2 separate regions of the Mus musculus genome follow, and region 1 is linked to region 2. Evidence: chromatin loops called from intact Hi-C (ENCODE). Cell type or tissue: left cerebral cortex. All regions are shown on one strand. Links, peaks and the distances in the headings refer to the core of each region. The heading gives the core; the rest is flanking DNA.

What was found. A loop is a pair of places that touch in the nucleus more often than their neighbours do. Peaks named below come from ENCODE experiments on the same cell type or tissue, not always from the same donor. Only the 100,000 strongest peaks of a DNase experiment are listed, where the experiment ranks them.
Region 1: it touches region 2 in a loop (1.8-fold over the local background); 2 of 42 quality-filtered maps call a loop at or near these places.

Annotation. Positions count from the first base shown.
Region 1 is chr14:64,405,733-64,414,065 of GRCm38, reverse strand. All of the region lies in intron 1 of Msra (methionine sulfoxide reductase A), which reads left to right. Gm52130 (a long non-coding RNA gene) reads right to left here and starts at 7,440. Exons shown (of 2, transcript XR_003951178.1): 1 at 7,400-7,440; 2 at 1-828. In left cerebral cortex, for the core only: a CTCF peak has its summit at 5,126; DNase peaks (open chromatin) are centred at 4,158 and 5,415; H3K27ac peaks cover 5,755 bases.
Region 2 is chr14:64,535,287-64,543,619 of GRCm38, reverse strand. No RefSeq gene overlaps it. Among named protein-coding and RNA genes, the nearest start is that of Mir124a-1hg, 49 kb to the left of the region's middle. In left cerebral cortex, for the core only: a CTCF peak has its summit at 3,960 (motif pointing right); DNase peaks (open chromatin) are centred at 6,073 and 6,563; H3K27ac peaks cover 1,897 bases.

The sequences.
Region 1 (8,333 bases), core at 182-8,181, 130 kb after region 2:
TTGATTCTAACTGTGGGCTGGTGGGGGCGGGGTCACACATACCTGATAAGAGTAGGGGAGAGCCTCCTCCTAATTCCATCAGCAGAGACAGCACTGGGATGGGTATTCACAGCCACTTAGGACATCCCACTGAAGGGATAGGCAGGGAGGAGCCTAGGTATTACCTCATTTTGCCCCTCCTGCTTGAGAAAGAAAAAGTCAAATTGCTTGTTTTTGATCTTGATTATGTATTGCTGGCTATGAATTTAGAGGGGGTTGGAGTTTAGCTCCACATTCATCGTGATTATGTTGGCCTCCCCTAAGGCCACCATTGTAGACTATTAAAATAAAAGCTACGTGGAAAAAAATGAGTCCTGATCCTTCCAGCTGGCTACCCAGTGTCCTGCATTCTTCCTGCTTCAAGGGTCCCACAGCCTAGAGTCTAGTCCTGTGTAGTCAGGGCACTCCAGTGATGCATCTTGACCCATGGAGGGCTCAGACCCTCGGTAGCCCCACTGTCCCTTTAATGGATCAACACCATTTGTGTCTCTCCCCACCCCCATCTCCCTTTTTTTTTTTTTTTTTTGCTCTAAGCTTCTGTCTTCCATTTGAAAAGATCAAGTTGCTCTCCAGAACCAAGCATGGTCCTCTCCATCATGCTCAGAGGAAGTCTTCCTTTGAAGCAAACCGTCCTTTTCCATTATACACACTCAGAGAGAAAATGTCCTGCAGTGCTTCAACAGCCTGGCTGGAGGTTTTGACTCTGTTCTTTAGGCATGGGGTTCTTGTTAAGTTCCAAACATCCAGTTTTCCATCTCTGAACAGGGCTTATGGTATGTCCTGCAAAGGCTGTAGGGAAGAACAAGTAGGGAATATAAACAGGCCACTTAGCATAGCATCTAGTACATGGTATAACTGGGTAGAGGGGAAATATTGGTTTACTGTTTAAACTTAGACTTTTTAATAGTGATAAAAATATGTACTATATATAATTTATCACTTTATTTTTGTGCTGAGTACATAGGTGGTCCCATGGCTAAGTTTTTCATCTTGCAAAACTGGAACTCTGTATTTGGTAAGAGGGACTTCGTGTTCCCTGTGTTTTTCTGCCACCTGCTGCTGATAGCTTGACTTCCTTTGTCCCTTGTGTAAGTAGAATCACAGTGTTCTTTATTCTGTGATTGTTTCATGCTCTGTAAGGTAGCAGGTGCCAGTATTTCTTGCCTTTTGAGGGCTGAATAGTATTCCATTGTGCCTACCTTCTGTTTACCTCTCGATGAATGCTCCCTACCTTTTATCTGTTGTGAATGGGTCTGCATGGACACAGATGTGCAAATGTGTCTTTGAGGCCCTATCTCCAGGATTTTGAGTATTATCTCTTGAAGCAGCATTGCTGGATTCATAGGCAGTTTTATGGCTTATAGAAAGTTATGAGGTTTGGAACAGCAAAGGCAGAAATGATGCACCTTGAACTTGACATCCTAGCACAGGCAATGGTCTGATAGGAGGACTTGACTGAGATCTCATGAAGCCTATCCAGCGTTGTGTGGGAATAAGTACAAGTATGACAATGATGCATCCTCTCTAAATGATTTTGTAGTGTTGTGTTTCTCAGGAATGTTCAGCAGGGCACCACCCTGGTAAAATAGTATTTAGATTGGACCAGACTATCCGGGCCAAAGTTCATTTGTCACACCAAGTGATGGCTTAAGCATCCCTTCCACTGCTGTTTGGAGAACTTTTTGGGATGCTCTGCTGGTAGCAGCTTTCTTGTTTTTTTTGAGACTGGGTTTTTCTGTGTAGTCCTGGCTGTCCTGGAACTCACTCTGTAGACCAGGCTGGCCTTGAACTTAGAAATCTGCCTGCCTCTGCCTCCCAAGTGCTGGGATTAAAGGTGTGCACCACTGCTGCCCAGCCAGGATTTCTCTCTCTCTCTCTCTCTCTCTCTCTCTCTCTCTCTCTCTCTCTCTCTCTCTCGATTTCTCTCTCTCGATTTCTCTCCTTTCTCTCTTGATTTCTTTCTCTCCATTTCTCTCTCTCTATTTCTCTCTCTCTGCGTGTGTGTGTGTAGTATATGTTCCTGTTTGTCTAGGTGTGTGACTGTGATTTTGTATGTACATGTTTGCATGTGGAGGCTAGAGGTTGACTTTGGGTATCTTCTTCAGTTGCTCACTACCTTATATTTTGAGACAGAGACTCTTTTAACAATCATAGAATGATAAGATTGACTGGCTGGTGAGCTCCACAGAATCACCTGTTTCTATTCCTCCTTCCCCTAGCTCTGGGTAACAGATATGCCACTTTCAAGCCTTTATCCATCAGCCTGTATGGATGCTGGGGATCCAAATGGAGGTCTTCATGCTTGTGTAGCCACCCACCCCCCTGCCCCAAGAATATCTTTGCTGGGTATAGAATTCTAGGCAGGCATTTTCTTTCATCCCTCTTGTGCCCCATTACCCTTTGTGGGTTCTGATGGAGATCTGCTCCGTTTTGGCCTTGTACTTGTACAAAATCTTCTTCTTGTCTTTAGTTTTCAAGGACTTTGATTAAGATGTGTCTTATCCTTTATTTGTCTGGGTTCATTCTGTTCTAGGCACATTTATCTTGAATATGTAGGTTACATCTTTTTCTGAATTTGGGGGTTTTTCAGCCATGATTTCTTCAAGTACTTTTAGGATATGAATGTCAGAACTTTTGTTACATTCCTACCTGATATTTGTTTAATCTTGTGTGTGTGTGTATGTTTCCATGAGTGCAGTGAATGAAATTGGACCCCCCTGGAGTTACAGGTAGTTGTAAGCCACTCAACATGGGTGCTGGGAACTGAACTCAGATATTTTGCAAGAGCAGTGTGACTCCTAACCACTGAGATATCTCCGCAGACTCCTACCTAATATTTTGATTATTTTTCTTTCTTTTTCTATTGTTTGGATCTTCAGGTTCATATATTCATTTGCTTGCCATTGAACCTATCCAGCAAGTTTGAATTTGTTACTGTATTTCATTTACTCTCTCTTTACCGAGATATTCCATCTTTTCTGTTTGTTTCCTGTGTGTTTGTAATTTTCAGCTTTCTTTCTTTCTTTCTTTCTTTCTTTCTTTCTTTCTTTCTTTCTTTCTTTCTTTCTTTCTTTCTCTCTCTCTCTCCTTCCTTTCTTTCTTTCTTTCTTTCTTTCTTTCTTTCTTTCTTTCTTTCTTTCTGTTTATTTCTATACTGCTGCTTTTTTAATGTGTTAGACAGCTTCAACACCAAGTCACTTGGTCATTGGCATTCTTTAATTTTTGTGTTTGGTGTACATTCAAGTGTGGAGGTACATGTGTGAATGGATGTGCATACGTATGTGTGTACATGTGGAGTTGAGGCCTAAAGTCAATGTTGGATGTCTTCCGGGTTGCTTTTCACTTTCTTTACTGAGGCAGTATCTTTTGCTAAACGCTAAGCTGGAGTTGTAGCAAGTCTAGCCATCTTGCTCTGGGGATCCTATGCTTTGGCCTGGCAAACACTGGGATTACAGGGAAGCTGCCACACTCACCTGCTCACCTTCCTACCTGCCTTTTAAGTGGTTTCTCTGGATACCAACTCCAGCCCACGTAGAGCAAATGCTTTATCCACCAAGCTACCTCCTCAGTCTTTGGGAAATCCTACCTGGATGGGTCTTTTGTTCCCCTCCTCATTAACACATTGTGAGACCTGAGATGATGCTTACTAATGGCTTATCGTTAGAGGCACCTAGTATATTAAAAAGGCTGGTCAGATGAGAGGCATCAGACTGGATGCTGTAAGACCTTCGCTGATAGAAAACTTAATTTGCTAAGTCGGCTCTGCTTTCACATGTAGAACCAGACCTTACAGATGAGATATGTGTCTCTGAGGCCATTGGTCTTCAGTTCTCGCTGGGCATCTGTTCCTGGCAATGAATGCCCTTATAGAATATCAGCAGTGGATCCATAACTGCCTGAGTGATCTTGAGAAAAATCTTCTAACTCTAATGGCTGATGTTTCCTGTCTTAATACCTGTATCTGAGAGTTGGCAAGAATACTACATGGAGTGACATGCCTAGAAACTATTTAACTGATAGGCCTAACACAGGCATAAATGAGAATTATCTAGTTTAGCTACCCCAGGCACATACTGATGATGGATAAGATGATGTGTCTAATGCCTCATGCTTTTCAGCCTTGCCTGCCAAGACACTATGGTTATATGAATATCTTTTTAAAATGCTAAAACATTTCTAATTTGGTAAAACTTTCAAACACAGAGAGCAAGACAGCATACCATTTACCCAGTTACCCATTATCCTGGATGTATCCAGGATGTATTCATGGCTGTATTTATTTCCTTTAGATATTTTATTTTTTTAGGAAGTAAAATCACTTGAGAGGTAAACTAAAGTCTTGAAATTGGCCAGCCTTCTGGTAGATACTTTATAGTGTTTGCTACACATACAGCCATAAACAATGTAACTTTTATGTAACACCCGTATATCAGCTTTAAAATGGTTTTGAGCTCCTCCTATCCTTGCTTGCACAGCTGGTCAGATGTTTTGGAGATGTATCTGTGATACCAGCATAGGTTCATTGCAGTCTATCTACTCTTGGGTGGCTGGATCTTCAGGCCTTTGGGGCCTCACTGCTGGCTATGGCAGCTCTCCTTGAGGATGGAACATTCACTGCATCTCCATCCACACCTACTACTGTCTGATAACTTTTGACCAATCCAGTGGCCAGAGTAGATTTTGCTCTTTTATTTGTGTGCCTATTTGCTTAGTGAGATGGAGTATCTTTCTTTAGCCTTTATATAATTTTTGCTCAGCTGCTTTGTTCTTATAAATCTGTAGCATGCTTTGAAACGAGTCCTTAATTATATGAATTATGAATTGAGAATGCATTCTCTCAATCTTTGTTCTCTTTTTCACTTTTCTTTCTTTTTCTTTCCTCCTTCTTCCGTCTTTCCTTCCTCCTCCTCCTCCTCCTCCTCCTCCTCTTCTTCTTCTTCTTTCTCTCTCTCTCTCTCTCTCTCTCTCTCTCTCTCTCTTTTGAGACATGATTTCGTGTAGCTCAGGATAGCCTCAAACCAGGCTGGTTTTGAACTCCTGATCCTCTTGCCTCTAATGTCCAAGTTCAGCATTGCAGGCCCGTACCATACATTTTCTGTTTTCAGAGACAATTTTAATTTTCCTCATAACACCTACTCGTAGTCCATGTTCTTGGATGTGGCAGAGAAAGCAAAAGGGACTAACTCTCATTGTTTCCAACGTGCCAGGTTTGTATCCTCTTAATAGCAAGGTGATAGTTTTGAATTTTCCACATAGACTCAATTTGTTGACACTTTGGACAGATTCCTGCTTTCCTGGAGTCAACCACTGAGCCCAGGGCTCCTGAGAGGTTGTTTTGTTAGCTGACACACTGATGCTGCAAAAGACGCCCCAGGCCACCTGCAGCTCCCCAAACAGGAGCTCCCTGCCCTTGGAAGAAATGTCCTTTTGATTTGATCACAGCCGTTTCTACGTAGTGAATGTTCTCTGTACAGCCAGTGCTTTTTCCTTCCTCTCTTAGTTCTTCTAACAAAATAAATTAATTGAGAAGAGCAAACTGTTGGGGCCAGTGGGGCTGAGTTGTGGCTGAATCTCCAGCACGTCTTTTGTTGTGCAATCAAGTAGCACTTACTCACCCAGGGTGTCGCCCTCCCACCCAAACAAAACCCTCTTAATCTCCCAAATCACTTTGCAAAACAAAGGGACACAGCTTCAGAGGAGAAGGGGCTGGGCGGTGGATGGGTTGCACTGGGCACTGCCCTCTGTGTGCTTGCTGATTACTACAGAAATCTGTTTATGAGCCTTTAAAAAAAAACTTTGGTCTACAAAGTGAGTTCCAGGACAGCCAGGGCTACACAGAGAAACCCTGTCTCGAAAAACCAAAAACCAAACCAAACCACCACCACCACCACCACCACCACCACCACCACCACCACCAACAACAACAACAACAAAAATCAACACCTTTGGGAGAACAGTTTCTTTACCATTCATCCGGGATCCTGGAAGCAAGACCGTTAACTGCAGTCATCAATAAAGTTCTCACTGGGAATTAATAACAGTGGGAGCCAGGGCTTGCCAAACTAAGCTTGCTGGGCCTGCCTTCTAGGCTGGATCTGGCAGGATTGCCCTCCCCAGGGGAGTAGCCTGGCTCCCCCACCCCACTTGGTGCTCACTGGCCACTGGCCATCTTGAATCCCTACTCAGTTCTGTGAATAAGCTGTAGAAAGGTGGGAACTGGGAAGGGCCGTCTTTTTCCTACACTTGCTGAATTCTTCTCCCAAGTTAGCATCTTTGTCCATCTCTCCTCTGCCATTTTCATGTTATCTAAGCTACAGATAGCAGTAGTAGTAGTTGTCCTACTCCCTGACCCCCTCAACCCCAGCAGGTAAGAAAATTGCAGCCCAGAAAAGTAGAGTGCCTGGTGTCTTTAGTGGCAAGGTCAGTGGGCAGACCCAGCCTTCTGTCTCTAACTCCATTGCTCTTGCTGTCTTTTTAGCGCTTGTTCACTCTGGAAGGGGCTCAGTTGGAGAGTAATGTGCTGTGTGCATGCAGGTGCTCCTGTGAGTGAATGAGTGAATGAGTGTGTGTGTGTGTGTGTGTGTGTGTGTGTGTGTGTGTGTGTAGGTGCACATGTGAGTTTGTGCATGTGTGTATGGAGGGCAAAGGACCACCTTAGGTGTCTTTTCCTCATGCTTTTGTACAGCTTTGGGTTGTTTTTAAAACAGTCTTTCACTGGCCAGAACTCACCAAGTAGGCTAGTCTGGCTGACCAGTGAACCCAAAAAATCCACAGGTCTCTGTCTAATAAGCACATGGAGTATAAATGCCCACTTCTATACCTGTCTTTTTTTGTTATTTTGTTTGTTTCCTTTAAGTGGTTCTAGATCGAACTTAGATCTTCATGCCTACAAGGTGTGGTAGTTTGAATAGGTTTGGTCCCTACAAACTCTGTTTGAATGCTTAGCTCATGGCACTCTTAGTAGGTGTGGCCTTGTTGAACTAGGTGTAGCCTTTGTTGGAAGAAGTCTGTCATTGAGGAGCTGAGCTTTGAGGTCTCCTAGTGCTCAAAGTCTGCCCAGTATGGAATTCTTGTCTCCTGGGTGTCTTCAGATCAAGATATAGAACTCTCAGTTCCTTCTCCAGCACCATGTCTGCCCCAGGCTGCCATGCTTCCTTCCATGATGATAATGGATTGAACCTCTGAAACTGTAAGCTAGCCCCAATTCAATGTTATCTTTTATAAGAATTGCCTTGGTCACAGTGTCTGTTCACAGCAATAAAACCCTAAGTAAGACACAAGGTAAGCACTCTGCCCCAACTGAGCAATCTCCCCAACCCAGGATGTTGCTGCTTTTGCTGTTTTAGCTTCTATTTCTTACCCCTACTCTTCTTCTCTTCCTTGTCTTCTTTTCCATTTTACCTCTTCCTCCTCCTCCTCCTCCTCTTCTTTTTGTATCCCCTACAGTAGGGAACATGTATCCTTTGGTAAATCCTAGGTCATCCATCCACTCATCCAATCAGTAAGTCAATCTATCCTCATCCTATATGAGTTCCTCAGGGGTAAAGGATGAGACAGCACACACAGCAGCCCAACTCACTAAGCTCTCAGCGGAGTGGAGGACAGACAAGTAGACACAGCCTGGTATGTTGTTATGGCAGCAAAGGAAGAAGGGCCTGGGTCATAGGTCTGTTCACTCTCTAGCTTGTCTCTTTTTTTAAATAAACGGTCAATAGATACTCATAGAGTTTAGATAACATGGACTTTGAAAATAAGAGGTCATCATGAATATATCTTTATGTGTGTAAATATATCTCTCTGAATGCTTGTGTGTATATGTTTACACACCACTGAGCCATCTTTCTAGTCTTTATAGTTCTATACTCAGTGTTTCCTCTCTCTCTCTCTCTCTCTCTCTCTCTCTCCCTCTCTCTCTCCCTCTCTCTCTCTCTCTCTCTCTCTCTCTCTCTCTCTCTCACACACACACACACACACACACACACACACACATATATATATCACTCATGCTTGCACCCATACATGCAAAGAGCTTTTAAAAAAATAGAGGCTGGGAGATGGTTCAGCAATTAAAGGTAGGTTCTGCCTTTCTGGAAGACCTGAGTTCTATTCCCAGCACCCACATCACTCACACCTTTACCTCCATGGGACCTTATGCATTCTCTGGCCTCCATGAGCACTTGCATTCCTGTGTACAATATACACAACACACACAAGTATGCACAATTAAAAACACAATGTTTAAAAAAACCTTAAGAATTGAATGGTAAAGAGGTTCTTGGGTTGGTCTTTTTGTG
Region 2 (8,333 bases), core at 328-8,327:
AATTACTTGTTTGTCCATTTAGCCCCCCACTTCTTACCTAGTAGACCACACCCCTTCTTTCAGATTCTTCCAGATTCTGTCCTGGGGAGAAGGCCTTGTATTTTCTGTTCTCAGTCTGGTTGTCCTGTTGAGTCCTGTTGTCAGGACTGCCTGTGACTCAAGGGGGGTTTTGCCACCAGAGACCACTCCAACCTCCAGTTCTCTTCAGATCTCTCAGTGCACACAGCCAGCAGCAGTAGAGCCCACACTTGATTGGAACTGGTTTTCTGAGTGCCACTGGGGTTGCGCCTGTTCTGTTTAAGGGCTTTCAGATAACTGAGGGACAGTCTACATCTCATTTCCCCAAAACTAAATCAAGGGACCTTTCCTCCAATCCCACAATAGTTATTTTATTAGTCTGCTAATGATTGCTATAAAAAAATACACAAGACCAGAAACTTCATAAAAAGAGCTCAGTTTGGGAGGAGGAATGTCCATACAGCATGTCATTGGTTCTGATGAAGGCCCTTGGGGTGTAGCACTTTATGGCAAATGTGTCGTGGCTTGAATATGTGTGTGAGGTAAGATCACCGGGTGAGACAGGAAGCCAGAGAGAGACCAGGGACGTGCCAGGATGGCTCTTTTATAACAACCTTTTCCCTGGGAACTAATGATAATCCCAAGAGAATCACCTTAATTTCTTCCTAGTGCAGTGTCCCCAGTGGCTTACCCATAAAAGGTCCTATTACCTCTCACATCTGCACACTGGAGACCAAGCTTCCAACATAAGAACCCTTGGGGGAGGCACTCGGAACAGACTCAAATCAGAGACCACGTTGCATATTTTAGTGAAATGACCTGTGTTTCACACACCATAGTCATGTCTGCAGCAAGAATGGTTTTGATATTACTTTCATTATCTGGATATCATATCATACATACATATACATACTTTCACACACACATATTCGATGTGTAGAGACACTGGCTTATAGACAACTGTTAAGATGCTATTTGATGAGAAATTTCAAAGTTACTATTGACTTGAAAGTAGTCTTCCAAAAGTGTCAAATGAGAATCTCACGTCTATATGAATGTGTCTCTAATTTCATTGTAAAACTGAATCTGGACACTTTGTCTAGAGTTTAGATTCTGGGGCTGTGTAAAGGCTTGGTGTGGCAGTGAATCTCTGCAATCCCCATGCTGGTGGGGGTGAGAGGGTGGAGAAGATGGACCCCTGTAGCTCACTGGCCAGCCTGCCTCACTAATCACTGGTGAGTTCTAAGTTCACTGAGACATATTGTTTCAAAAAAAAAAAAGATTGAGGAAGAAGACACCTGATGTCTACCCTGGCCTACACAAAACACATGGATTTGGATTTAGTGTGTTTGGGATGAAGCCTAAGATCTGTATTTTGAACAAGCTCCCTGGCAAGGCTGGTAGTGCTGTGGACCACACTTCCAACATCCAGATGCCTCACTAGTGTGAGATTCTGATCATGTCAGATCCCTACTTGCAATCCATCAGTAACTCCCATCACCTCCAAGGTTAGGTCCAATGTCCTTAGATGACATCCAAGGGTCTTTATAGTCAGCCTCTTGCCTACCCTTTCAGTGTTACCTGTCACTTGGTGTTCACAAGGCTGGACATATTCTTCCTTTCCATTGGCCTGGAAATATTGACTCCACGAGTCCCTGCCTGTCACCCTGTGCTTCTTCCTTGGGCCTTCCATATCCTGCCTGTCATCCTAGGTCACACTTCATGGCTGGAAAGTTTTGTTTCCTTTTTCTTCTCTGCACTAAACTATAGTGCCTACGGTGACACCGACGATCTTTTCTTTATCTCAGAGTTGCCAGCACCTAGCACAGTGACTGCACACTCAGTAAACATTTGCATGAATGTGGAAATGAACCTGTACATTTGTCTTTCTTCTCCCTGCAGCATTGCTTACTCAACTGAGGTCAACCTATCGCTGATTGTTGTTTGCCCAGACCTTGTTCTCACAAATCTACAATTAAGCTTTTGTCTGAGGAGGTGCACCTGACGCACAGGAGTCATGTCTAATTCCATGTCCTGAACGTTAGCAGCAGTTCATCAGTCACTGTTGCTTGGGAAATGTTACCAAATCAACAGGGCTCTTGGGTGTTTGAGGGGAAAAAAGTCAGATTTCTTTAAAAGCAGTATTTAGCTCTTTAGTAACTAAGTTCTGTTAACCTGGGGAAGTGGTTTTCAACACAAGCCACCTTAAGAACCACTTGGAGATCTTTAAAAACAAACAAACAAACAAACAAACACCGACACAGGGACTCTCATGTAATTGGATTCTCAGGTTTTGGGTATGGTTTGCCATCATCCTCTTTAAGGACTTCTCAGAGATTCATGGAGAGTCACTGTAACCAAGTTAGGCATCATAAGTAGCAATCACAGGGCTGTCCTAGTAACCAGTGGCCACTTAGGCGATGGCAGATTATCCAGCCGTTGTTCCTCCATGCAAAACCTTGATCTAGATTCCTTCTTGACATGAGTAACATGACTCCTGATAAACTTCTTGCCTGCTCTCCAACCCCACCTTCAGTGACTTAGCACTACCAGCCCCATCATTGCTAGCAGCTAATGTGATACTTTTCCCCTGTCATCATGGCTGTGTATTTTCCCTATGCGCACTCTCTATACCCCTTATAAAGCTTGTGCCATCATGGCTGGCTCTCTCTAGTTTCTATCCTCGCTCAGAGGCAGCCTTTTGCTTACCCTTCCTCCAGTGGGTCTCTAGTGTAAAGTCTGTTACATGGTGCCATTTTGTGACATTCCTTTGCCCTCCCATCACTGCAAAACACACCCACAAGCTCCTTCTTACAGCTATGTTTCTAGACAGCCTGCCATTTTGCTAAGAGGTCTGTGCTGGGAATTGAACACCAGTCCTCTGGAAGAGTAGCCAGTGCTCTTAACCACTAACCAACTCTCCACCCTGTGCACATAGACCCTGAACAGGTTCCAGCCAGAACCCAGAACGCATCTCTTGGTTGCTTTCCATCAATCCCAGAAGTGTTGTGGTTTAACTGTTGTATACAGAGATTTCAGGTGAGGTCATGGGGATAACTTTTTAGGGGACAACTGGGCCAATCTTGCTGGAGTCATCTCCTTGAAACATTGCATAACTCCAGGAGTCCTGGACATGATTTCTAGGTTCACCTGCAAAGGTGTTATCATCCTGCAGTAAAGGTGTTAATGATCTTTCTCCCTTGGCACGGGAAAACTGATGACAATACTTACAAAACCTTGCTCCACAGGGCCCAGAAGAATGGGAGAGGCCTGCTTCCAAGTGGGAGGAGCCTGTTTGCCCTTGTGAGGATGGACTGTCAAGAGTTGAGTCCACCTGCCTGGCAGCCCACCAGACCTAGCAGCTTCCCAGTGCCTTCCTGACTGAGCTGAACGTAGTTCCTGAAGTCACCTTCCCATAGGGGAATGTATAAGAGCCACACACAGTGTTTCCCAGCACTGTTGAATATTCCTCAAGGTTCCTGCATTCCCTGACATCAAATATGTGATATTTGATGTGGGGACAGGACACAGGGGAATATTGTGGGGACAGGACACAGGAGGGTCAATTTCTAGCCAATTGGTAGTTAAAAACTACTTCATGTCCCTAACTAGTTCTACAGTTAGTTCACCTGTTTAGTTCCCTAGGAGGTCATATGTTATCACACTGGGTTAAAGCATAAATCACACTCAGTGAAAATTCTCAGGATAAGTCACGGAATGCCTTAATTTCCTCAATCATTGTGGACTAAATGCTGATTTTGCATTGCTATATTAGAGGCATTGGCTCAAAACCTCAGATTATGTTGCCTTTTTCCTTAATGAGAATTCTAGAAGATGATTTAAGGTAGAACTTTAGACTCTGAATAGCAGGAAGAAACTTGGACATATTTGTATCTCTCCCTCTGTCATGTTCTAGCAGAAGGATGGTTGTCTTTGTATGCTCCACTAGGGGGTGCTCAACCTCCCCAAGGACCCTGCATTTGATGGCTTAAGCTACTCCTTCAATATATACGTATATATGTATATATATTTAAATTGTGTGGGACTGGAAAGATGGTACTAGCTGCTCTTCCAGAGGACCTGGGTTGGAGCCCTAGCTCGTATATGGCAGTTCACAACCATCTGTAATTCCATTCCTGGGGCATCTGACACCCTCTTCTGGCCTCTGTGGGTACTGGGCACTCAGACAGCACACAGAAATGCATGCAGGTAAAACCTGTATACATTGCCTAATAAAATAATTTTATTAAAAAAGAATAAATTTGTGTAATACATCCAGTAGCAGACTGCACACCTGCCGCTGTTGCTCACCAGGTTAGAGCATGCTGCAGGCACAGACTTGGGAGTTGAGGCATAAGAGACTCCTGTATACCCTCCAACCTTCTCCCCTACAGGAGCTTTCTTCTCCAGTTTTGGTGTTAGTGATGCTATGCCTTTTGTCCCTCCCTACACTTTACAGAAGAATTAACTTGTTTTAGAGTTTATTGCAGAGTATATGGTAGAGGTGTTTGCTAGCAAGGATTTGGGCCAACCTGCCTGTATTCTCATCTTAGCCCATGGCCAGCCAATTGTACGTCAGTAAAAAGTAATTTATCCTCTTCCTGACTCAGTTTCCCCTCTTCTGAAATAAGAGCACTGGCAGTTCCTGCTTTATAGAGCTGCCGTGAGAGAGAAACACTCATGGGTTTTTTTTGTTTGTTTGTTTGTTTGTTTGTTTTAAAAAGATTTATTTAAAGCCGGGCGTGGTGGTGTGTGCCTTTAATCCCAGCACTTGGGAGGCAGAGGCAGGCGGGTTTCTGAGTTCGAGGCCAGCCTGGTCTACAAGGTGAGTTCCAGGACAGCCAGGACTATACAGAGAAACTCTGTCTCAAAAAAACCAAAAAAAAAAAACCAAAAAAAAAAAAAAAGATTTGTTTATTTTATATATGTGAGTACATTGTCACTGTCTTCAGACATACCAAAAGAGGGCATCGGATCTCATTACAACTGGTTGTGAGCTACCATGTGGTTGCTGGGAATTGAACTCAGGACTTCTGGAAGAGCAGGCAATGCTCTTAACCACTGAGCCATCTCTCCAGCCCCAGTGTGGTTTTTATTTTTTATTTATTTATTTTTTTGAGACAGGATTTCTCTGTGTAACAGAGCCCTGGCTGTCCTGGACTGCCTTTGCAGACCAGGCTGGCCTCAAACTCACAAGAGATACGCCTACCTCTGCCTTCCAAGTGCTGGGATTAAAGGCATGTGCCACTATGCCCAGCTATTTATATTTTAATAGCAGAATTTGCATCTAATAAACAACACAATTATAGTAACTATTGTTGTTGACATTGAACCAATATCTCCCTTCCTGCAGACCAGTTCCTCTTAGATATCTAGTAAAGAGTTGTAAAAATAAAATAACATTTTTTCGGGCCATGATGAACTCTTAGGTTTGTAGCGTACAGTAACGTTAAATAATTAGACATATAGAATTTAACCCCTGTATTTTTATTGTCAGAATTAACAGGAGTTAAATCACCAAGCCAGACTGTTGTCTGTGTTTTAAGTGATTCAGTCTCTTTTAAAAATAAGATTTATTTATTATTTAGTTATGTATATAATTGTGTGTATGCATTTGTGGGGCTATGTACACAAGAAGCTGGCGCTCTCACAGGGTCTCCCTCAAGTGGCTGAGAGCTACTTGATATGGGTGCTGGGAACCAAAAATGGGTTCTCTAGAAGACCAGCCTGTGTTCCCCCACTCCCAGCCCCCAGACAGATTTTCTCTGTGTAGCCCTGGCTGTACTGAAACTCACTCTGTAGACCAGGGTGGCCTTCAACTCAGAGATCTGCCTGCCTCTGCTTCCCAAATGCTGGGATGAAAGGCATGCGCCAACACACTGAGCCCAGCTGCAGTGTGTTCTTAACCACTGAGCCGTCTTTCTAGCCCAAGTGACTCAGTTTCTGTGCTTGCTTGTCATGAGCTGAGAGTGAACAGCTTGTGACTGCCACCAGCTCAGAGACACACCATGGCTCCTCTGTTCCAGGTTTATGCACGTGGGTTCTATGCTCCGTTGGAGGCCCACTCCTTACTCAGGAAGAAGGGAGAAGGGTTTCGCAGCCTTTGGCTGTGCAGCACTCAGGTACTGGGTTCTTTCTCAGTGTTTTGCATTCTCTAGAAATAGAAAGGATTTAAAAATAAACAACCAGTCTTTGCAAGAGCCAGTGATTGACAGGGACCACAGTTTTCTGTCTGCTTTTTAAAATATTCTTTTTCCTTATGTTAAGGAATCTTCCCTGTAAAAACAAGCCTCTCTAGGAGAAATTCGCATCCTGAATTTTCAGACTCGGAAATCCCAAAGAGAACGAGCTAGGGGGTTTTAAAAATATTGTTTGTGTGTATTTATGTGTGTGTGTGTGTGTGTGTGTGTGTGTGAGAGAGAGAGAGAGAGAGAGAGAGAGAGAGATCACATGCATCTGGAGATGAGATGGCTGCTGTTGTTCCTTAGCGGGTGTTCCCTTTATTTGAGCTGGAATCTCCGCCCCACCTGTAGCTCAGTTAGTTCTCTAAGCAGCCTTGACTGGCTGAACAGCAAGCTCCAGAGATTCACTGTCTTCACCTCCACAGAGCTGGGCTGCAGTGGGCTCTATCATAGCTGCTTGCTGTTTTGGTTTGCTGCTGTTGGTTGCTTTTTCAGATTTATTTGTTTGCATATGTGGGTGCTCTACCTGCATGTATGCCTGCCTGGCAGAAGAAGGCATCAGATCCCATTACAGACGGTTGTGAGCCACCATGTGGTTGCTGGGAATTGAACTAAGGACCTCTGGAAGAGCAGCCAGTGCTCACCATTGATCCATTATGTCAGCCCCTGCTGTTAGCTTTATAAACATGAATTCTGGGGCTTGAGCTCAGGTCTTCTTGCTTGTGTGGCTAATGCTTTACTGACAGAGCTGTCCTCTTCTCAGCCCCCAATATTCTGAGTTTGTGTTTGTGCTGTGCGCTCTTGGAAGCTTTGTAAGTCTTCCAGGCAGCCAACTAGGGACAAAAGTGAGTTCAAAGAGAGCTGTGAGGAGTCCCGTGAATGCCGTGTGTTCTTACTTGCCTTTGCTCTGTGTCTTTAGACCTTGACAAAGCCTGTTTCAGAGAACCTGTGTAGCTTCAGGTTTGACCTGTTTTATACAGGGAAGGATGGCCAGGTGACCTTCTCTTTCTTGACTGTGTATCCTAGATTTTTCAGAGTTGCTACCAGAAACCACAGCCAAAGAGTGGCCTCCCCATCATCCCAGGCATCGGTTTGAGAAGTCTCTGCTTTGCCATTCAAACTAGATAAGAGCTGGGTGAACAGAACGGTGGGTCAAAATCAGTACTTGGGATTTCATTTCAAAGATCCTTCGTGTCCAGCCCATTCTGACTTCCACATGGATTCCTGTGGTGGCCCCAAGTGTATCCATACTTGACTAAGATAAGGATTTAAATCAGACAGCACCTCAAACTCCTTCACAGTGAGAAAAGCCACTCATTTTACTATTTATTTTTAAACTATTAATGTTCATACAAGACTAGGGGTCAGAGGCCCTGTCTGCCTGATGTGAAAATTACTGTTTTTAATTTTAACAACTGTGGGGCTGCTTGTCCAAAACAGTTAAGTGACCCCAGTTTAACAAGTGTATTTTCCAGAAAGCCCCAAGAGACGAATTTTTATAGTCATTCTTTCTGAAAGAAGTAACATGTCATTGTTAGCTTGCCTGGAATATGCCTGCACAAGATCTGTGCTTGCCACCGGTCCCCAAAGTAAGGGACAAACTGCCAGAATCTAGAATAAGTTACTGGTCCTTTACAGCGGTGTGGGCCAGAGAGGAGAGTGGTCTGTCCATGACAGAATCCCCCCTTCTTTTTTATCTTCCTTCCCAACGATGGGTTAAGTTTTGTACCCACACTTGTCTGTTGAACTTCCAACCCCTGCTATGTTCAAATGTTATTGCCTTTGCAAACAAGTTTGGATAGAGGTTTAAGTTAAATGATTCCATCAGGGGAATGGTATTAACCCAGGGAGATTGGTGTCCCTCCAAGGATAGCGTGAGACACAATGGTGAGCCTGAGTGAGGGGATGTCACAGGAAGAGGCATCAAGAGTGTAGCCATCTGCAAACTAGGACAGGCTTCAGAAGAAGCCAGACCTGCCAGCACCTTGATGTTGGATTCCCAGCCTCTGCACTAGGTGAACTCTTTGTCCTTATTGGTTCTGAAGTGCAGTGACCATGTGCTGGCTGAGACTAAATATGTCTCTCCTATTGTAGGGTAGGTGTACCCTGCAAGGACTGTTCCGCAGTATCTGA